Linked DNA regions of Mus musculus: region 2 is linked to region 1. Evidence: chromatin loops called from intact Hi-C (ENCODE). Cell type or tissue: heart. All regions are shown on one strand. Links, peaks and the distances in the headings refer to the core of each region. The heading gives the core; the rest is flanking DNA.

Region 1 (11,807 bases), core at 2,407-10,406:
TCTGTAGGCTTCAAGTACAGCGGCTCTGACACCTTCTTCTGGCTCCCACGGATGTGCACACATGTGAAGCACAGACAGACATGCAAGCAAAACACGCATATAATGTAGCCAATACTGAATCTGTTTACATTTATATCCGTGCGTGTAGCACACAGAGGTCGGGGTAGGGCTGGAAGATGTCTCGCTGAGTAACGAGCTTATGGGTCAAGGATGAGGGCCGGAGCGCCGTCCACTGGACGCACGAGGAGGAAGGAGAGAAGCTGTCCTCTGACCTCAAATGCACATCCATATCCACACCCCCCACGCACAAAATATTAAATGAAATGTAAAAACCAAATCGTAAAACCTTTTACGGGGTGCGTTTTGCTTGCATGTATGTCTGTGCACCTTGTGCACACCCGGTGCCCCAAGAGCTGAGAAGAGGATTTCAGAGTCCCTGGTACCGGAGTTCTCGATGTTGTGAGCCACATGTGAATTCTGGGAATTGAACCTCTGGGAGGGCAGCTAGTGCTCTAACTGCCGAGTCACCTTTTCAGCACCACACAAATTCTTAAGACCAAAAGGTAATTGCCAGCATGAGCTGAAGTAATTTAAGAGTAACCGTTAGCATAGTAATTCTGTAAGGAAGAATGGACGTGGGCTGGAGATGACTTGGTTACGAGCACTCGCTGCTCTTCCGGAGGAGCCACACCTCTGCTCTGGTAGCTCACAACTGCCTCTTTAACTCATGCTGCAGGGAACCCAATGGGATCTTCTGGCCTTCTCAGGCTCCTCTACGCACACACACATCACATAAGTAAAAATAAAATAAATATTAAAAATACAAAAAAGAATAATAGGCTTAAAAAGAAAAAGAATTTTGGTTCAAAACAAATTAAATTAAGGTGAGCAACAGAATATTATGTGCTAAAAGCTGTGCTGAGCACCCTAGGGACATCTTGGTACTTAATTTTCACACAAAGTCTATAAACTCATGAGATTAAGATGGAACACAGTTACGTCTACGGTTATAAAGAGTTTCCCAAAGTCAGAGTGCCCTAAGTGGCACAACCAGCAATCTGAGCCAGCTTTTACTAAGCCCAAAATATATACGATGGCTCAAATGTCTACAATGTTATGAGCAAACACAAAATATAAATAGCAAACAATACAGAGCAGGTCTCAATTCCTTAGTACAGAAAAAGCAAAAAAAAAAAATCTAGATTTGTTTTCCCAACCATATCTGGACATTTTAATCATTAGCTAATCCAGACATCCCATTGCTGTTAAAGAAATGTACTCCAGAGAATCCTCTACCTGGCCAGAGCTGGAGCAAGTAATGAAGAACCTCGATGTGTTTTTTAAAATCCAAAGCACTGGCAAGCTCTTCAGAATCGGTGAAGACTCTGTTGTTGTGGGTTGAAGCCTCTTGCCTCTGGTTAAGCAACACTGGTCCAAAGCACACAGCCAAATTCTGGCAGGTCATCTTATTCACTTCGTGGTAGGAGGCCACCAGTTTCAGATGATCCAACAACATCTTCAGGGTTGCCTAAGTATGTCCAAACACAATTTAACCCAGTAAGTGCTTAGATGTCTATATAAAATACTTAGTAATATACTCTAAATTCCAACGGGCCTCCCACCAGCTTTCTCCTCCCTCTCTACAGTGCCAACAGCAGCTGTGGCAATGTGAAGGAGAGGTCATGTCAAATACCCATGATCCTCGGGTTTCTAGTGAGGACTGCTACACTAGGTAGCCTGAGGTAGGGCACAGGCACAACTGTGGCGATCCTCTGGGAAAAGATGGATTTCGAAGGCCAACATGTTTCTCCTGTGTTAACTAATAAATATTTTAAGTAGTCAAAATTATGAAGAGAGAAAAAAAAAACAATAGAATTAAAAAAGAAAAATTCCCGAGCTGGGCACAGAAGGTCAACAAAGGAGGAGCTAACCTGGGAGAGAAGGGACGTGAGGACGGGACGGGGAGGACTGGAATGAGGGGAACTGGGAGGGATGTAATGCATGAAAGAAGATTAAAAGCTAAAACAGAAAGAGATGAAGGAAGCTAGCTGAAAAAAAATTATTTGTTTTAAGCACCTATGGAAAAAGAGTGATTTTCTTTTTGAAGTATATTTCATCATCAACTTAAGAAATAAGCTTTATAAATTACATTTACAATTTGCTTATAATTATAATTCATATTTATAAATTAAATAATTTCTTTATAAATTATATTAAATGGATGCAAATTTAAAACTGCTCATCACGGGCTGGAGAAATGGCCTAGCGGATAAGAGTGCTTGCTGCTCTAGAGAAGGCCGGTGAGAACAGGTGGTCCGTTCCTAGCACTGATATCAAGCAGTGCAGCTCAAGATGGCCTGGAATTCCAGCTCCAGGAAATCTGGCGCCCTCCTCTGACTGCTGTGGGCACCAGGCATGCATGTGGTGCACATACAAACACTCAGGCACTCAAACATCCACATAAAATGAAATAAATCTGTAAAGCAGGACTTAGAAGGCACACTCATGCCTGGGCTAACGATACACACAGAAAACATAAAACTGATCTCTAAGAGACGTTTCAGAAGCCGTAAAGGCAGAGCCAAAGGCCACCTGCCACAAATGTCTGAGTCCTAACCGACAGTGATGATGTGAGCTAACACACGGGCTGGGTCTCGGGAGAAACGGCTATCAAGCACACTTGCCTTCTCAACGTCCGGCAGGCAATCCAGGAGGTCCACAGTGAGCCTGGAGTCACTGGGCTCGTTCTCACAACCACTGGACGACATTTTCAAAGGACTCTTCGCCATGGCATCCAACACAGCCTCATACAGCTGCTTGGTTATTAGGGGAGAAGGGAGTTCTCTCAAGTAGTCCTTAAGAACCCCTGTGAAATTAGACCAGAGACAGTAGAGATGGGTCTTCACAGTCCGGTAAGTACAGTGAACTCTTTAGAAATGCAAACATTATGGCAGTCAGCTTTAACACTCTGAAAAAATAATATGAACACAAGGGATTCTTGCAAAACACTGGCGACTTATATTCCCGTAAGTTGCTTTAGTAACTAGCTTTGTTTGGAGCATGCTAAAATACAGACATGATTTCCATAGTTCTGTTACGGCGTGATGAAAGCTGTTCTTGATACCTAAGTCCTATGGACCCTGCCCCCTGTGTAAAGTCCTGCACGTATTAGTTAAGAAAGGAGGGAATACGAATACTGCCTGTAAACCGTTAAATTATCCAAATTTTGAACTTCAAAATCTTTAAGGGACACAGAAAAGGAACCATCCGTCCAAAGCTGTTGTAAATCGTAGAGGGACATCAATGACTCTCCCCTCTGATGCTGCACGTGTATCTTAAACAGATATACTAGACCAGCAGTCTATGGTGCCACGCTGTCATACAAAAGGAGAAAGATCACTCCTCACACCAAGCAAATCAAAACAACAGTCTCTGGGCGTGCTATAGAACTCCATTAATCCTAATACGTAGGAGTCAGAGGCAGACGGATCTCTGGAGTTTGAGGTCAGCCTGCTCTACAGAGTGAGTTCCAGGAGAGCCAGAGCTGTCACACTTAGAAACCCTGTGCTGGGGTGGGGTGGGGGGTGGGGGTGGGGTGAATTAAAGCAAAGGTCAAGAGCAGGAAGCATCAGACTTGTCGCTATATAAGAGAAGAATGAAGAATATTATCTATAGTAAGTTTCTTTTTTTTTTTCTTCTTTTGGTTTTTCTCTGTGTATCCCTGGCTGTCCCAGAACTCACTCTGTAGACCAGGCTGGCCTCGAACTCAGAGATCCGCCTGCCTCTGCCTCCCGAGTGCTAGGATTAAAGGCGTGTGCCACCACTGCCCGGCTTATAGTAAGTTTCTTAAGAGAAGCCTGAAGAATACTATCTGTAATAAGTTTATTTTCAAAAACATTTGTGATTGAGCAAGATTGGAGAAGGTAGGACATGACTGTTTGCCAGGTTTTGTTCGGGCTTTACCATCCAGAAGGTAGGACATGACTGTTTGCCAGGTTTTGTTCGGGCTTTACCCTAACCCTAACCCTAACCCTAACCCTAACCCCATCCAAGTGAGTCTTCAGTTATAGATTGAAATCAGGGACCCAGGAGGGGTTACAGCTGAGCAGGTAGGAAGAAGGTTGTTTGCGAGACAGTTTGCTCCACACAAATCTCGAAAGCTCAGGAAGACATGAGCAACAAGCTGGACCTGAGAATGAGCAACTGAGAGATGACTGTTGCCCAGGAGGTGTAAGCCTGGAGATATGAACTGAAGGTCACCTTCTGTTACACAGCAAACTCCATGATGGGCTGGTAACAGGGGCCTGGGCTCCTACTCCAAAGTGTGTGTGCACGCGTGTGTGTATGCGTGTGTGTGTGTGTGTGTGTGTGTGTGTGTGTGTGTGTGAGAGAGAGAGAGAGAGAGGAGAGAGACTGTCTCTTCTCTCTCTCTCTCTCACACACACACACACAGACACGCACACATGCACACATACGCACGCACACACACACACACACGCACACACACTCAGGAAGCAATAAGCAGCGTCCAGAGATGACTAGGAAATAACTCCAAAGGAAAGAGCTCTCTCAAACGTGATGAAGAAAGAGGGACTAAAAGACACCATGTGGGGCTGGAGAGATGGCTCTCAGCAACCACATGGTGGCTCACAACCACCTGCAATGAGATCTGATGCCCTCTTCTGGTGTGTCTGAAGACAGCTACAGTGGACTTGTACATAATAAATAAATAAATCTTAAAAAAAAAAAAAAAGACCCCATGTGGTGAGAAACGGTGGTGTTAGGATGAGGAGAAAGACGTGGATGCGTCCAGGGAAGACAAGGAAAAGCTGCTTCGAGACAGGCCCTGAGGTACCAAATGATGCACAATATTAACTAGGTTAGATAAGAATGGCCATAAATACTGTGGGGATCGGTCTGTTCCAGGCCCTGCATTGAGATCTCCTGACAGGGCCCCTGTATGTATAAACAAATTCTTCTTGCAGAGGGATTTTGTAGCTAGGTATAGGAGACAATGACTTAGAGGCAATGAGAGATAAGGACAAAAAAAAAAAAAAAAAAAAAAAAGACTCATCTGAAAAGAAGATCAGCTGTCTTGGCAAGCAGTCACAGGGAACAAAGGCCAGTCAGAGAGCTGGTCAGGAGATGAATGGGCATGAGAGAACACAACAGAAAGGTCTCCAAGGCCCAGAAGAGAGGGACCGTAATCACCTGGACTTGGGGAAGTCCGCTGGGAAGAAAGCAGAGACTCCTGAGAAAACAGGAAGGAGTGGAACCACTTCAAGATGTCGGGAAGATCCTTTGTATCCAACACCAAGGGAGGCGGGAAGTGGGAAGAATGGAAATGGATACAAACACTAACAGCCTGGCCAAAGCAGAAGCAGAGGGCGCTGCTCCCATCCCGGAAGTGAGGAGGCAGGAGCCCATGGGCGAGGCATGAGGAGACCAAGACTAATGAGACACAGGCAGATAAGGGGTGGAGGACAAAGGAGAGAGGGAGAAAGGAGAGAAGAGAGAAGACCAGTGGGGGGAGGGAGAGGGAGGAAAGGGGAGGGGGGGGGGAGAGAGAGAGAGAGAGAGACAGAGAGAGAGAAGAGAAGAGAAGAGAAGAGAAGAGAAGAGAAGAGAAGAGAAGAGAAAAAAGCAACCCCAACACACGTTAGCCCCACAAAGAATTAAATACTTGAGGGAAACTAAACAGGGGCAAAACTTTACTCAGAAAACTAAGTCTTAAAAAAAAAGCAACTATATCCCATGTTTCTACATCAGAAGATAACATTGTGAAGATAACAATAGACCCTAAATTGATTACAGAATCAATGTAGATCCTAACAAAATCCCAGCTAGGAGCTGGAGGTATAACTCAGAAGTAGACAGTTTACTTAGCGTGCATAAGCCATTAATTTGATCACCATTATCACCAAATAGAAAATAGAATAAAATCCAGCTAGCTTTGTCACAAAAACTTACAAACTGATCCTAAAAATTATATGTAAGAAATCCAAATAAGTCCAAAAGTCCTGGAAAGAGAAATGGGAGAAGCTACACCTGCCAATTTCAAATTTTCCTGCTAAGCTTCAGTCATGCGTGTGATGCCACAGGCATCAAGACAGGCAGCCTGACGGACCAGTAATGGGAGCCCACAGTCAGTCAGTGGGGCTGGAGACATGGCTCAGTGGTTACAAGCCTTGTCACTCTTGGAGGCCAGGGTTCAGTTTACCTCACAGCATCTGTAACTCTAGTGCCAGGACTCCATCTCCCTCCTCTGACCTCAGCAGGAACCAAACAAGCACACATGTGCACGGTGCAGATGCGCACATGCACATACATACATTTTACTGTATGGCAATTATGCCTCAATCAAGCTGCTATGTAAGGCTAACCACAGGCACTGGTCTTCCCAAAGCGGCGTGGGACATATAGTGGAAGAGGCTGAAATAATGAACTATGGAGAAGAACACGGTCACAGTGAGGACTTAGGAGAAAGCAGCAAGCAAACACAAGCTAAAGGAGACTCAGTGGGGAAGAGCAACTGGAAAGTAAGAGAGAAAAAAAGGCCTGAAGGACAGGAAGAGGTGGATCTGGAAAGCAGCAAACGGATTCTGGATGACAAAACCAGGTTAGCTCTCAGGAGTGAGTCACTACAGCAGAGGTGACGTGAAGGTCACTGGGCGCAGAGATGCGCGTGCTCACTTGTAATCCGAGCACTTGGGAGGCTAACATGGGATTGTACATCTGAGGCCAGGCCGAGCTATTTCATGAGTTTCCGTCTCAATAAACAAACCACTTGGGATGACAAAGAACTAAGAGTCTAGTGTTCTGAGCCGGTGGTTTGGATGCTAAAGTCATTTAAAATGATGGAAAATGAAACCGGAAACAAGGTATCAAAGATCTCACTAGATAGACTCCATACATTAAACTCTGTACCTGCTCTAAAGCAAAGCACTTTGTCTGGACTGTTGCCTTCTGTTCCAGACAAAACAACTAAAAGCACATTAACTTCTGAGCATGCGGCATCACGTGGATACATCGGCATGCTCCGTTCGTTCCTCGTATTTCAGACTCACTTAGTTCTTATTTTCCACAGTTTATGCACAACTGTGAGTTCATGTAGAGTGAATATGAGACAGCTGTCACTGGCCAATTCCCAAACCCACGGTCCGGCGTCCTCCCTCCCTCCCTCCCTCCCTCCCTCCCTCCCTCCCTCCCTCCCTCCCTCCCCCACCCCTGAGGCTCGGTGGCCCTGTGTGTAATTTATCCCAATTCCAATGCTGCTTCTCAGATAAAACATTTCATTGTCTTTTATATTTTTTTTAATCAAGAAAGAAAGCGGCTCCAAATTCTTTTGAAAATTAGCTTCACTGAAACGGAATAGTGCAAATAACGGGGGCAAGAGCCATGGAGTCTGTGGTTCAGACTCCTATTCAGAAAAGAGTGCCACAAACCAGACCTTCCATAACCTGTGTTCATGTCCAAGCCCCAAGGATCTCTTCCTAAACACAACAGCCGACCCAAATCACAGCTTCCACCCGGGACACAAGCACACAGCATCACTTTACTTCCAGGCTAAGGCTTTGCTGAGACAAAAATTCATTTTGTTTATACTTTCCTAGAAATAGGTATCTACGAAACTTTCCTTTAATGAAGTCTTAGGGTGAATCCTCTGCTAATTTTGCAAAGCGTGTATTTTCTCTCTCCTTTTTTAAAGCAATAAGCTGCTCCTTACCAAAAACTTAAGTTTCCAAGTTGTTAAATTTTTATGAGGCAGTACAGTGGGACATGGAGGCAGAGGTAGGAGGGTCTCTCTGAGTTCGAGGCCAGGTTGGTCTACATAGAGTGCGCTCCAGGACAGCCAGAACTATGTAGTGAGACCCTGTCTCAAAAGGAAAAATAGGGGCCGGGCATGGTGGTGCACGCCTTTAATCCCAGCACTCGGGAGGCAGAGGCAGGCGGATTTCTGAGTTCGAGGCCAGCCTGGCCTACAGAGTGAGTTCCAGGACAGCCAGGGCTACACAGAGAAACCCTGTCTCAAAAAACCAAAAAACAAAAAAAAAGAAAAATAGGAAAAGAAAAGAAACCATAAAAATGGAAAAATACCTTGGTTTGATTTCTCTTAGCTTGAGATCAAGTCACATCATTCAAGATGACAGACAGTAAGCCTTCTACCTAAGTCACTCAGCACCCTGAGCCAGAACCTCAACTCTTCACAAAGCCACAACCCTGAAAGCAAACGTCACTGTACACTCTCTCTTCAGGTAAGTGTACTTTCCTTAAATCCTTACCTGAAATTGATAGTGTGTAAGATAAGACTACAAGTTAGGAGAGATAAGCACCAATGCTTTCAGACAGAGGAAATGGTAGACGACATTTTCAGCGAAGAAAGCAAACCTGCCAGAGTACACTGAGGCAGAGGAATGCCACTGAGTACCTACGGATGAAAAGGTTTGCGGCCTGGGGTTCGCTTCTCAATAACAAATCATGGGCTGGAGAGAGAGGCAGACCGTAAGTCCGGTCAGGTGCTGATGACTGTGAAAGTCAGGTGCATGGAGTGGGCTCTCTCTCACGGTATTCTGCTTCTGCACTGGCCTCTAAACGGTAGCAATTAAAAAGACACAATAAATGGTAAGTGAACATGATGGTTTGTATATGCTTGGCCCAGGAGTGGCACTATTAGGAGGTGTGGCCCTGTTGGACTAGGTGTGTCACTGTGGGTGTGGGCTTAAGACTCTCACCCTAGCTGCCTGGAAGTCAGCCTTCCACTAGCAGCTTTCAGATGAAGATGTAGAACTCTCAGCTCTGTCTGCACCATGCCTGCCAGGACGCTGTCATGCTTCCCACCATGACGATGGTGGGCTGAACCTCGGGACCTGTAAGCCAGCCCCAGTGAAATGTTCTCCTTATAAAGATCATGGTGTCTGTTTACAGAAGGGAAGCCCTAACTAAGACAGTAAGGAACTGGACGGGGCAGATTACCTCCCCACAGGCTAATTCAAGTGCCTTTCCCTGTTCTCCTCTCAGAAGCCCCGCCTCCCCCAACATACACACACACACACACACACACACACACACACACACACACCCTGCAGTGCAACCGCACTGTCTGTAACCTCTGCAGGCTCCAGTTTCCCAGACTTTGTCTCTTTCAGATAACTCTCCAAGGTTGTGCCTTCTCTGCTACCTCCGAAGCTGACAGATTGCCAAAGTACTTGTCTTTTATCGGTTTTATGGACAATCCATAGATTGAATTCTCTATGACAGTTACTCTCAAGCTTCCTTTTTTTTTTCCCAGTGCCTCACGGCTACTAGTACTGTTCTCAATGCTATACGTGCGGCTACAGTTGCCGCAGGGACAAATAAGTCTCTTCATGCTGGGAATGAATGGTGGTGCTGACCCATATAACCCCAACACTTGGGAGGCTGAGGCAGGAGGATTGCAAATCTGATGCCAGCTTGAGCTACCTGATGAGATCTTGACTCGGGGAGGAAAGAGGAACGCCCCAATTCCCACGATAGCTTTTCCTCAGCAGCAGAGAACCAAGTTCCCTTGGATGTGTGTACCCTCAGGTCCCCCTCACCCGAGATCTCCAGGGTGTACTTTCTCCCTCTCGTCTCTGAAGTCCATCAAGTACAGTTGCCTGATTAACATCCCTCAAAATAGCCTTGAATGACTGCAGTCTGCTACTCAAAACACTTTAATGGATCCTCTGCCGAGTAAGTCTAAGTTTTTTAATCAGTCACTCGTCTGCCAGTCAGGCTGCCTCCTGCGGCTGCTTCTCTCCTGAAGACACAGGTCTGCTGTTGGCTGCTTAGTAACAGATCTGCATCTTAGTTCCTCCCCTCAGAGAATAAACAGTCAGTTTATGAAGGAAAGCAAGACTTCAGAACAAAAGCAAATCAAACGTAGGTTATAAACACTTATTTCCACATTCTTTCCTATAGAATAATATCCTACAGAACACAAAATAATGCCCATGTTTTTACCTGTTATTACATTTATATCTGGGTACTGGTTTTCACACAGACCAACAGTCTTGCTGTCCTTCTCAAAAGCCTCTCGAAGCTCTTTCTTCACCGCCGCTGAACCACACAATCGATACAGGCCTACAACCTAGAAACAAAATGCCGCGTTACAGAGACGATAATGAATATGATGGCATGATATAAATCCCATGAACCTGACAATCAAAAATACCCTGCTGTCATCCTAACACCTCAAATGCAGCTTCTGAAATCTCTAATTAATTGATGAGATTGTGACAGAAGAAAATAAAGCCTATTTTAAATTTTAAAACAAATAAACAAACAGGAAATAAAATAAGTAAAATTAAAAAGGTAAAATAAAGTCTACTGTAAAATTTATACAGAGTTACATATATAGTGCTCACTCCGAACCTACAATGAGCAGACTTGTAAGGTAATGAGCATACTTGAGAGCACTTCTAATTATTGAGTTTTCCTAATTTCAACACACAGCCAGGGAGATGAGGTCAACCTGGGGATGTACCCAGAAAACAGAATGATGTCCTGGATATAGCAGAGCATAACACCCAGTGTGGCCGCACGCACGTCTGTAGGCCCAGCTCTTGGGAGGTGGAAGTGGGAGGGTCAGGAATTTAAGATCATCCTGAGCTGCATAGCAAATTCAAAGCCAGCCTGGACTACATGAGAGTGATTTCAGATAGGAGGGAGGGAGGGAGGGAAAGAAATAAATTTACAGAGAATAGGGTTGTCATCTACACTTTCAAATCAAAAGGATGTTTAAGGAAGCGGTCACCTTGAGTTGAAGAAATAATTACAAAAAATTGTTTCACAATAAAACATGTACAATAATAATAACAAGGCACGAACAACCCTCCAAAACTTGAATTAGGAATCTCTATATAATTTTAAGAGATATAGAAAATGAGGAAGACCACTGAAATGTCCGGGTTTACTCACGACTGCCTCTCCCCCAATCACTGAACTACAAGAGCAGAGAGGCCGGTCTGATACAGGACCGCGGCAACAGTCACACGGGCAAATGGTCTCCAAAGTTCCCAGAGATGACTTTCTGTACACCCAAAACACGGTCAGAAACCTGAATCTGCTTCAAAGAATATCCACGCACAATGCTCCTATCGGCAAGAAGGTCAGCGACACATAAGGAAAACCCAGGAACGTGCTAGAAAGACAATTCTCATTTCCAAAGTCGTGACTGTAGTCCTGAGCCATTCATACTGAGAACAGCAAGTGAGGGCTAACACACCATCTCAATAAATGCACGCTGTGAACCCAGGCAGCTGGACACACACAGTACATAGACCTGCATGGAGGCAAACACCCACGCACATAAAATAAAATAATTTCAAAAGAAAATCCAGACGGCTGTCAGATATAAAACCTAGAGGAGCCGGTTCTCTGTCAGGGTCCAACCTAGCAAATAGAATCCCTTTACCAAGAGAAACCCACAGAGTACGAAAGTTTGATATTTTAGGCTGTGCTACACACACACACACACACACACACACACACACACACACACGACAAAGAAAATAAAGCCCAGATATTAAATGGGGTCAAGGAAAATGCTTCCACAGTGAAAGAAACCAATTTTATGATAGCCCTTTTTGTTTAGGGCCATTTAAGTCTTATGCTAAGAAAGTACATATACCTTTGAACTTGAAGACCTGTGACAGATTACAGCACTATTTAAGACAGTAAACACTAAGTTGATCAAACAATTTGATCCCCAAAGACTCAAATCACAAACACAAATTTTAAAAAGATGTGTGGTGGCACGCGCCTTTAATCCCAGCACTCGGGAGGCA
Region 2 (11,807 bases), core at 2,427-10,426, 60 kb after region 1:
AGCCTGGTTTACAGAGTGAGTTCCAGGACAGCTTGGACTACACAGAGAAACCCTGTCTCAAACAAAACAAAACAAAACAAAACAAAACAAAACAAAACAAAACAAAAACAACAAAAAAGAATACCCTCCCCCAAAGGCTCATATATTTAAATGTTTGTTTGTTTTTTTAATATATTTTTTAAGATTTTTATTTATTATTGTATCTAAGTACACTGTAGCTGTCTTCAGATGCACCAGAAGAGGGCGTCAGATCTCATTATGGGTGGTTGTGAGCCGCCATGTGGTTGCTGGGAGTTGAACTCAGGACCTTTGGAAGAGCAGTCAGTGCTCTTAACCACTGAGCCATCTCTCCAGCCCCGTTTAAATGTTTAGTCCCTAGTTAGTGGAACTATTTGGGAAGGATTCGGAGGTGTGGGTTTGTTGGAAGAGGTGTGTTACTGGGGATGGTCTTTGAGGTGTTAAAAGTCCACACTAATCTTACTCTCTGTCTTTGCCTGCTGTCTTCAAATGAGGCTTTAAGCTCTCAGCAGCTACCTCAGCTTCTGCTTGCCTACTCCCCACCTTAATGGCTGTAGATAAACCCTCTGAAGCCGTAAACAAGGCCCCAGCTAAATGCTTCCTTTTATAAGTTGCTTTGGACATGGTGTTTCTTCAAAGCAACAGTGTCTAAGACAGTTGCTTAAACCACTGGTTATACATTAATAGGTCCTAAGACAAAAGTTATCAACATGAGGGCTGGCGAGATGGCCCAACGGGTAAGAGCACTGACTGCTCTTCCAAAGGTCCTGAGTTCAAATCCCAGCAACCCCATGGTGGATCACAACCACCCACAATGAGATCTGACGCCTTCTTCTGGTGCGTCTGAAGTCAGCTACAGCAAACTTATGTATAATAATAAATAAATCTTTAAAAAAAAAGAAAAAAGAATTCAAGGTCATCCTTGGCTCCAAAACAAGTCCAAAGATATTTTGTGTTATACGAGACACTGGCTCAAAAAGTAAAATAAAATTAATTTTAAAAAGTTATTAACTTTTGTAATATTTAAGTTCTTCTACCTAAAACACGTTATATTCTTCACTTTAGAACAATCTTATCATTAAAAAACCCCTATAATTTCTAGACATATTTTACGTTTCACATTTTCGAAACTATTTATTTATTTTGTGTGTGTGTGCGTCTATATGTGTGCACACATGCCATAGTGTACACATAGAGATCAGAGTTGGTTCCCTCTTTCTACCATGTAGGTTCTGGTGTCTGAGGTAAGGTCATCCGGCTGGACAAAAGTGTCCTTACACACTGAGCCGTCTTGCTGGCCCTCGTTTTCTTAGTATACGTATCTAATCTTTCCTGTTAAATATGTTCTATAAAAATAACTGATAATTGTTTTGCTGATAAGAATGAATGCTTTTCCCTTTTCTGTTTATCAGTAGTTACTTTCTTTTTCTTTTCTTAACTTTATTTATTTATTTATTTATTTAATATATGTAAATACACCGTTACTGTCTTCAGGCACACCAGGAGAGGGAATCAAATACCATCACCAATGGTTGTGAGCCACCATGTGGTTGCTGGGAATTGAACTCAGGACCTCTGGAAGAGCAGTCAGTGCTCTTAATTACTGAGCCATCTCTTCAGTCCCTATAGCATCTATTTTCGAAATAAAAAAAAAAAAAAGACATTGCACTTTTCTAATCCTGAGTGCTGGGATTAAAGGTGTACGCTACCACGTACAGGGTGTGCTGAAATGAATTCTAAGTGCATATTCCTTGTGTAGGAGCACTGTAACTCTGAAGCTTGTGTGTGGTAGCCTAAGGACACATCTTGGCTTCACTGCTTTCTCTGTGTTAGCTCCTTGTTGTCTCTGGCTCTCAGCTTCCTTGCTCAGGGGTTATAAAAAGTATTGAATATATTTTTTGAATATACATGTACTTAGATTGGGCACATTCCACTCTTAAAGACTGAGCATTCAAGGATGATCTGATCAGAAGTCATCAGTCACAAGCCTTGAGTAACCACACTGCAGGGCAGTGTGGGAGAGCTTGTTTCAAGTTTCTTAAGGTGTTCAAGGAAGTAAGACAGAGAAAACACACTTGGTCAGTTAAAGTGGGAAGCTGTTAGGTGTTTGTTGTAGCTGTCGGTTACATTTATTTTTGCTATTTCTGTTGGGTTTTGCTTTGAGTATGAGGTAACTCAGGTCTGGGAGTCAGCTCTGCCCACTGGCCTTCCAATTAAAATAATTTTAAATGCAGGACTAGATGCATGTATACATAGGAAGCTCTTAGGAAACATTTGATATGTTCTAAATCTCAAAAGAATGTTAGCATTAGTGGCCTGATTTCAGTCATGGAGCTCAATATGGTGGTAGCTCTTGGTAGGCTGAGGCAGGGGGATTTCCAGTTTGAAATACTAACATCCTATGTCAAAACAACAAAAACAAAAACAAAAGTGAGAGTGTCATGGAAAATTCTAGAAAGTGCTCATCGTGATAAAAAGCCCATTAAGATAGACAGACCACTGTGATAGACAGCCCAATGTGATAGACAGCTCACTGTGATAGACAGCACACTGTGATAGACAACCCATTGTGATAGATAGCCCACTGTGAAAGACAGCCAATTGTGATAGATAGCCCACTGTGATAGACAACCCATTGTGACAGACAGCCCACTGTGATAGACAGCCCAATGTGATAGACAGCCCATTGTGACAGACAGCCCACTGTGATAGACAGCCCAATGTGATAGACAGCCCACTGTGATAGACAGTCAACTGTGATAGATAGCCCAATATTATAGACAGCCCACTGTGATAGACAGCCAATTGTGATAGACAGCCTACTATGACAGACAACCCATTGTGATAAACAGTCAACTGTGATAAACAGCCCACTGTGATAGACAGCCCATTGTGATAGACAGCCCACTGTGATAGACAGCCCATTGTGATAGACAGTCAACTCTGATAGTCCACTATGGCAGACAACCCATTGTGATAGACAGCCCACTGTGATAGACAGCCAATTGTGATAGACAGCCTACTATGACAGACAACCCATTGTGATAAACAGTCAACTGTGATAAACAGCCCACTGTGATAGACAGCCCATTGTGATAGACAGCCCACTGTGATAGACAGCCCATTGTGATAGACAGCCCACTGTGATAGACAGCTCATTGTGATAGACAGTCAACTCTGATAGTCCACTATGGCAGACAACCCATTGTGATAGACAGTCAATTCTGATAGACCGTCCACTATGGCAGACAACCCATTGTGATAGACAGCCCACTGTGATAGACAGTCCACTATGATAGACAACCCATTGTGATAGACAGTCAACTGTGATAGACAGCCCACTGTGATAGACGGCCCACTGTGATAGACAGTCAACTCTGATAGACAGTCCACTATGGCAGACAACCATGTGATAGACAGTCAACTGTGATAGACAGCCCACTGTGACAGATAGTTAGCTCCTGGGTCTTTCAGTGCAACTTTTAGACTTAAATACTCTAATGACATCCTGTGTTGGAGAAAGACAAGGAATATACCTGCATAACCAATGCTGCTAACATAACAAAGGTTTATATCTCACTCCACATAGCCAACGTGTTCCACAGAGCCTCTTCAGGACCCAGCTCAACAGATCTTGCACTGGCTTTAGGGGAAGAGACCAGGGAGACTTCCCATCCAGCTGTCAGATGGTTTTTAACTGACTGCCCTTGAGGCCAGTCATGAGGCCTGGATTGCCTTCAAAAGAGCTGGGACTTGTCTACCTTCCAATCAGAGAGGAGTACCAGACATGGGCAAAGAATCACGGGCTCCACCTTATCCACTCAGCTAACACAGCACAGCACATCCAGTTCGTGGTGATGTATATTATACAGTAAGTTTTAGATTTTTGTTTATTTGACTTTTGAATCAGAGATTGGCTTTGAACTGGCTAAGCTAGTTTAAGAAAGACAACCTTGAAGTCCCCATCTCCTTACCCCCATCTCCAAAACACTGGGATTAGAGGCATGCAAGAATACACCTGGCTTTTGTTCATTAATTCGTTGATGGTTTAAGGCATATAATAAAAATTTCCATCAATGTTGTCCATTTAAAGAGTCTTACAGTTGAGGTTTATACGCATGACAAAGGTCAAACCACAGTACCAACACTGATAAAGGAACCGTTGGGACTCTTTTATCAGTTAAGTACTTCTAAACCCACACGGAAGGCAAAGAAAGAGCGGGAACAAAAGGACTTTTGCCTGAACTATCTCCCAGTTGTAAAATAGTTCCTGGGGTTGTCTAACATTTAGAGATAAGAAAACGAGGCCGGGGAGAGCGTAAGCCTTTAGCTGTTAGCCAGGGACAGGATAGACCCCAAGAGTGATATCACAGAGTAGCTGTGACATGCTCTCTAAGTGTCAAAGGAAAATCCACTGCCCCTAATTCTGGAGCCCTGTTCTGTTCCCCTCTACCAAAGGAGTCATTTTCTTATCACTGCCAGGAATGACAAATGGCGTCAAAGCATATGCTGGCCTCTAGACTCTCTCGGTAGAGCAAGTAGCTGTGTGTCTTCCCAGCTCTTCTTATCCTGGCCCCTGTTAAATGTCTCCAGCTTGTGGGCTTCCCTCCCCCAGCTGCTCATTCCCACATAACCTTGGCATTTTGGCTTTGTGCTCTCCTGGTTCTCTCTCTTGTCTTCTCTTGGGCCCCTCTCTCTTGCCCCTCTCTCACTCCCCTCCCCACCGCCCATGGTCCATCCAGTCTGCTGGTCTTACTCAGTGTGCGACATTTTCTCCCACTCTGGACTCTTCCAGATGCCTCTGGCTGTACTCTCTCTCATACCTACAATAAAAACCTTCCCCTTGGGCTGGGCATGGCACACGCCTTTAATCCCAGCCCTCAGGAGGCAGAGGCAGGCAGATTTCTGAGTTCGAGGCCAGCCTGGTCTACAAAGTGACTTCCAGGACAGCCAGGGCTACACAGAGAAACTCTGTCTCAAATAACCAACAAAACAAAGCAAAGCAAAACAAAACAAACAAACCAACCAACCAAACCAAAAAAAAAAAAACCAACCTTCCCCTTAACCATACCTTGGCGAGGTCAAGTCCTCACTTTATACAATAAACAAGCTAGGATCCAAAGCCTAGTGAAGCTCTACAGTAATTGAAGATCCCCCCTCCCCCACCTCCATATCCTCATTTTTTTTGTTTGTTTGTTTTCGAGACAGGGTTTTTCTGTGTAGCCCTGGCTGTCCTGGCGTGCGCCACCACACCCAGCCCATAGCCTCAGTTTAATGCGAATGAACAGTCCGTGTTTTCAGGGCTGATTGGCTTTTCATAGTCATCACTCAGGGACTTCAGTCCCTCTCGGGGACTCAGTCATCTCTCAGCGTGTCTCTGAATCACTTTCCTGGGCTTGTCACCAAAAGGAGGTTAGCACATCCACACTCTAGTCAGCCAGAAAGGGGAGGACACTGAAGGGGGCGGATCTAGGCTCTGGCTTTGAAACCTTAGGGAAAACAGGAGGAGGAAGGACAAAAAGGAGACAGTGCATCGCTTTGTGGTAGGAGAGAGGGGTTGAGAGTAGGGGACTTAATCAGTCGAAAACGTAAAGATGACTCCATCGCTGTGACAGAAGACTGGAGGCAGCTGGCTTATAGAAAAGCACATTTTAGCTCATGGTCCAGGGTTTTCAGCTGGTGGTCACTTGGCCCTGTCCTCTGGGCTTGTGGTGAAGTAGAACATCATGGTGCTAAGTACACGGCGGGGCAAAGTCATTAACTCACGGTGGCTGGGAAGCAAAAGAGAGGAAGGATCTGGACCCCCGGGGGGGGGGGGTCCCTTCAGGACGAATGCCTGTGACATCATTTCCTTCCACAAGGTCCTGCCTTCTAAAGGCACCACCACTTCCTGGTAATGACACAGGCTGGTGACTGAGCCTTTCAACATGTGAGCCCTTGGGGACATTTAACGTACAGTCAGAGGACAGACTGCTGTCTCCTCTCTCTCTGCAACTTCTTTTATCTTAAGTGAACTGAGGAGAAGAGAAACCCAGAGGGCTTGTCAGTGAATGAGCACTTCATGATTGTGTGGTTAAAGGGTGCTGAAAAGGGAGCCATGTTCCCGGCCTGGAAGAGTTAAACAAGCCGAGGGGGTTCAGGGCTGAAGGGGGTGCTGAGGCTGAGGCTGAGGGTCTCAGGTAGGTTGGATTTTCTATTTAGCCAAACAGTCAGGAAAATATTTTCCTAAGCCACATGCAGTGGCTGTAATCCCAGCACTGAGCTAGGATGCTTACTAAGCATTGAGAGGCTGAGGCAGGAGAATTCCTAGTTTGAGGTCAACCTGTGCTACAAAGGAAGTTTGAGGCCGTGATGAGCTACACATTGAGTCCCTGTATTAATAAAAGAGCAAATTTAAACCTATTTCACCTACTTTTATATTGTAATAATTGTGATTTTTAAGTATACACTGCTGTCCTGTAAACCAACATGATAACACTGTAATGGCAGGGAAGCCATTACAAACACACTGCTGTTTCCATTCCGGTCGGGGCAATTAAGGAGGGGCTTTTATCGCGACTTCAGTAACTGGGAGAATTTCATTCATAAGAAAATGTTTCAAAGATAAGGCAAGGGGCGGGTGAAGAAGAAAGCATCATGGGGGTTGGGGGAGGGGTCAGGAGGAAGACTCGTGCGGGTTTTATCTCTGACAGGATGGTGACTTTTGCTGTTTCCTGCCTTCAAGAGTGTTGTAGGATTTTTGTGTTTTCTAGAGACAGTTTCACTCTGTTGCGCATGCTGGCCTGGAACCTGCCCTCTAGCTCAAGCTGGCCTCAGACTCACAGTGCCCCAGCTGCTTCCCATATGAAATGCAAGGCTCTCCTGCGCTCTGCAGATGTCATAAGCCAATTAGGCAGGTGTGACAGATGCGGCCAGCTCGGAGGCGACTGAAATGTGATTCCCTGGCTAGGAGGGAGACTGGGTCCTGTTACTCCTCCTGAGAGATCCTCTCTTGGGCACTGCTTTTTAACCCTCAGACAGACTCTATCAGGAGCTGGGGCTGAGAGATTTCCTCAGCCCTTCAAACCGGGATGAGCAGGTGGCATCCTTCTGTAGGAGCGGGGAGAAGTGCCTGTACTCTCTTCTCGGGGTAGCTCAGGCTGCCTCCAGCAGCAAGGAAAACCCGGATCTAAGGGATGCTCTAGCGCTCCAGGCAGTTGCCAGTTTTTTAGCAGCCTCTAGCTCCACCTAAGGTTTGTCTCTGCTAATTGCCACCCTGTTTTAGTAAAATAAAAGTTGCGGGAGTGGAGGGGAGGGGCCGGTTTACTTGCTTTTTTTTTTTTTTTTTTTTTTTCTTCTGGAGTGTTCTTTTCACTCCAAATTTGTCTTTCCTCCATTTCAGTCATCGATTTCTATTGCCGAAAGCAAAACGACCAGGTTCTCAACGGAAGCACAGACGAGGGCCGCTTTTGAAGCGGTCTAAAAACAGGAGCATGGTTTTTGGGAAGAGCTAAAAGAGGGCCTAGAAGAAACGCCACGTTCTTGGTACAAAGAGGTAGTTTGTGGTAGGAAGCTTAACATTTAGAATTTCAAGGTGCACAGAAACATTGAAAGCGGTTATTCAAATGTAGCCTCACGAAGTTAGCTGAAGCTGGGCATAGTGGCTCATATAACCCTCAAATGGAAGAGGTGGAGGCAGGGGGATCAGGAGTTTAAGGTCATCCTCCACCAGGTACTTAGAAGACTACCTGAGCTCCATGAGACTAAGCTCGAGGTCCCGCCAACCCCCAACAGGAGAAGAAGTTAGGAGCACAAATTCAAGCCAATCAAAGAACTCTAAGCGTTTATGATTTCATGTTGAAAACTTAAAAAAGGCAAATTCATGATCAACACTCTTACCAAAGACTTAAAATGCCCACTATAGTGTTATTTATTGTGGTAAATTTTTTTGAGAAGCTTTATTGTCTGGTAACTAAATGATAAATTATGATACAATGAACTTGAATACTTGTAAATAGTTTTAAAACCATTTTGTGTGTGTGTACATGCATGTGTGTGCGCATACGTGCCCTAATCTATATATGTGCACCATAATCATGCAGGTGCCCTCAAAGTCCAGAGAAGGTGCTAGAGTCCCTGGAACAGATGGTTGTGAGCCATTCAATATTGGTGGTGGGACCAGAACCTAGGCCGTCTGCAAGAGCAGCAAGTGCTCTTAACGGCTGAGCCATCTCTCTAGCACCCCAAAAATAGATTTTTGAAAAATCCTTGCAGGACTGAAAAGGTTAAATGTTAAATAAAAGAATATTGATCTTGTCTAGCATATCTATGTACCTGATATATGTAGAAAATTAAGAGAATAGTAGATTTTCTGCCTATAGTTGCTTCCTGTTTCTTTTCTTTTCTTTTCTTTTTTGGTTTTTCGAAACAGGGTCCTGTGTCTATTTTTAGAACATCTACAGTGATCAATTATCATTTTTCATTATCAGGAAAACTTTTGTGACTATTAATATTACAATGTTATATCTAACATTGATATAATGAGAATTAATTGAAGCAACTGGACTTAGGAATAATAAGGTGTATTTTGGGTGTAAATGTTCTGGTTTTTGAAAAGACTAAATATATTTGTAGGAAAACAATAACAGCAAACCCCAAACACAAGCATGTAGACTTTGTGTGTGTGCTTCTGTGGCACACAGGCTGTTTCCCTAGCTTGAGACATTTCTGTGAGACCACTGATACACATTCTCTCTCACTACTCACCAAATTCCCACAATTCCCATTGGAAAATGAGTTGAAATCCTGAAAATAACAAGAAAATCTGAATGCTCCATAAGCCACTCTCTTCAGTGCCAGCTTGTATGCTCTGAAATCAACTCCCAGGGCAAGCAGATGAAGTGAGGAGCTGGGCCTTAGCTCCCTGGCCAGGGTGGCACGAGATCGCCTTTCTAGGGTTACAGTGCAAACATAAGTGGAAAAAGAGCAGAAAAGCCAGGTAGCTTATAACCAGCCAGAACCCACTGGGCGAATTCAGCACCCTCTAAGACAGTTTAAAATACACAAAAATACAGTTTATCTAGAAAAAGCCATTTACCACGGAATTATTTAAGTTAGCATCTCTGGTTGGCTCCAGAGGACCTGGAAATCTATTTCTTTCTCTCTTTTTAAAGATTTATTGATTTTATGCTGTGTGTACACCATCACTATCTTCAGACAGATCAGAAGAGGGCATCCGATCCCATTACAGATGGTTGAGAGCCACCATGTGGTTGCTGGGACTTGAACTCAGGACCTCTGGGAAACAATCAGTGTTCTTAACCTCTCAGCCATCTCTCCAGCCCTGAAATCTATTTTCAAACACACCAAAATCCTTTCCCATCCTGAAGCAGCTAGTCTGGGAGCCCGTTGGTGTGTAGTAGTGAACTCCAAGCTGTAGTTCAGAGTTCAGCCACTTATCTTTGGGGTTCAGACAGCCTGGAAACCCACAGTAAGCCCCTCTTCTGGGTGGCAGCCAGGCACGGGAAGGGAGCTTGAAAACGCAAAAGCACAAATACAAGGGCTTATTATTTTCTTTCCCAACTATGGAGCATTCAGGAAAAATTAACCCTCTCATTTGTTAACCTCAATGACAGGCTTCAACTGATCTGTAGCCTCAGACGGCACAGATAATTGCACTAATTAGTTTGTTAATGGAGGGACAGCAGGGCAGGGAGCTTCGGGGAACTCAAGTAATTAAGCTGAATTGAAGGATGAGGAGGAAGAGGGAGGAGTGGGAAGGAGGGAGGAGTGAGAGAAGTATGCAGAGAGGAGGAGCTGGAGGAGAAGGGGAGGAGGGATAAAAGCAATCAGGAGGAGGAAGGAGAGGGTAGGGTGAGCTGTCTTACAAACTTGACATGCAGGCTCCAGATGTATGGAAGAAATTCTATGGCAGGGCTCTTGGGCCACATTTCTTTTCTTTTCTTTTCTTTTCTTTTCTTTTCTTTTCTTTTCTTTTCTTTTCTTTTTCTTTCAGTTTTTCAAGACAGGGTTTCTCTGTGTAGCCCTGGCTGTCCTGGAACTCACTCTGTAGACCAGGCTGTCCTTGAACTCAGAGATCCACCTGCCTCTGACTTCAGAGTGCTGGGATTGAAGGTGTGTGCCACCACCGCCCCGGCTTGGACCACTTCATTCTTGTTAGTGTTAGGCCTCAAGGCTAAACGTGATGAGGAATGATGGGAACTTCCTGTGGGTAGTAAGAAAGCCACAGGGCACAGGGGTGTGTGTGTGTGTCTGTGTCTCTCTCTGTGTGTGTGTCTGTGTGTGTCTGTGTGTGTGTGTCTGTGTGTCTCTGTGTGTGTGTCTGTGTGTGTGTGAGTGTGTGTGTGTGGTGTGTGTGTGTGTGTGTGTGTGTGTGTGTGTGTGTTTGTATCTTGAAAGTGAAAAATAGGAAAAAAGCAACCAGGGGTTTAAAATTTCCCAAGTACTGACACCCTAGAGTTACTCCCACATCGGCTTGCTTGTCCTTTGCTGCCAGTCACTTCCTCACTTGGAAGTGATTGTTTAGTTATCCCATGGCACTTTCCTGTGGAGTGGAGTTCTAAATTTAAAACAGGAATCCAAAACTGCAAGGCTTGCCACAGCGGGTTGCTAGGATGGGAGTCTCCTTTAGGAGTAGAGGGAGGTAATTGGGCCAGGAGAATAGCTCTCTTTCTTCAATGGTACACATGGCATCAACTCCTCTGTTCCTTTCCCTTTTTCAGGAAATGGTAAACAGGCAAAGAGGGAGTTCCAGACCCCGTGGAGCAGAGCACTACAGACCTGCAGGAAGTGGCATTCCAAGTCTGGCTTCTAAGCCTGTCATTTCATGAGCCTAAAAAAGCAAAGCAATGCTCACACCAGAGACAGCATCAGTTGTGGGAAGGCTGCTCTCATACGTCCCGTGGGTGCTGGTGTCTAGGTGCTATGATTTTAAAACACAAGCCATAATTAGAAATGAAAGAGGAAACCGAACAGCTTTCAAGGAAAGGTTGTGGCTACCTGGAGACTTTTCGAGACACAGTGAGGGCTGGGTGGCATAGCTCCTTGCACATAAATGTGCATCCCTGGGTTTGATACCCATCATTGCCTCAAGCAAACAAGTGAAATGCTGAATGCACATGCGCAAGTGCACACACACACCACACACACACACACACACACACACACACACACACACACACACACACACGTACAGACAGACAGACATACACTACATGCCTACATTATCTGTCTGTGGTAGGGGTTGAACCCAGGTCCCTGTAGACCTTGCACACAGCAAACAAGCACCACTGAGCCACGCCCCTAGTGAGCCACACCCCTAGCCCTTGAAACCTAGTTTTGTATGAAGGATACAGGCTTACACTTGCTGCTTTACTTTAAGACTCTAAAGATCTTTCATTTTCTTTATCTATTTTCCAAGAGATATGGAAATGTGTATGTGGCCCTGGCTGTCCTGGAACTTGCTTTGTAGACCAGGTTGGCCCTCAAACTCAGAGATCAGCCTGCCTCTGGGATTAAAGGTGCACACAGTGGGTGGAGAGACAGCTCAGTGGTTAGAGGTCCCTGAGTCCAGTTCCCAGCAACCGCATGGTGGCTCACACCCATCTGTAATGGGACCTGATGCCCTCTTCTGGTGTGTCTGAAGAGAGCGACAGTGGACTCACATACATAAAATAAATGTTAAAAAAAAAAAGGTACACACATGCCACTAACACTTGGGTGGCTTTAAAGATCTTTAAAACGTTAAGTCTGAGATTGAAATGTATATTAATTTCCCTAAGACATTTGTC

The links. A loop is a pair of places that touch in the nucleus more often than their neighbours do. Peaks named below come from ENCODE experiments on the same cell type or tissue, not always from the same donor. Only the 100,000 strongest peaks of a DNase experiment are listed, where the experiment ranks them.
Region 2: a loop joins it to region 1, with 2.4 times the contacts of the local background. A loop is called at or near these places in 3 of 42 quality-filtered maps.

What each region holds. Positions count from the first base shown.
Region 1 is chr3:146,005,317-146,017,123 of GRCm38, reverse strand. Syde2 (synapse defective 1, Rho GTPase, homolog 2 (C. elegans)) reads right to left here. Exons shown (of 7, transcript NM_001166064.1): 4 at 9,982-10,108; 5 at 2,685-2,866; 6 at 1,297-1,528. Gm40166 (a long non-coding RNA gene) reads left to right here. Exons shown (of 3, transcript XR_867698.2): 2 at 8,118-8,255. Among named protein-coding and RNA genes, the nearest start is that of Gm40166, 19 kb to the left of the region's middle. In heart, for the core only: a CTCF peak has its summit at 4,792; a DNase peak (open chromatin) is centred at 6,683; H3K27ac peaks cover 665 bases.
Region 2 is chr3:145,945,617-145,957,423 of GRCm38, reverse strand. No RefSeq gene overlaps it. Among named protein-coding and RNA genes, the nearest start is that of 2410004B18Rik, 14 kb to the right of the region's middle. In heart, for the core only: a CTCF peak has its summit at 7,246; DNase peaks (open chromatin) are centred at 5,443, 5,873 and 7,163; H3K4me3 peaks cover 784 bases; H3K27ac peaks cover 3,603 bases.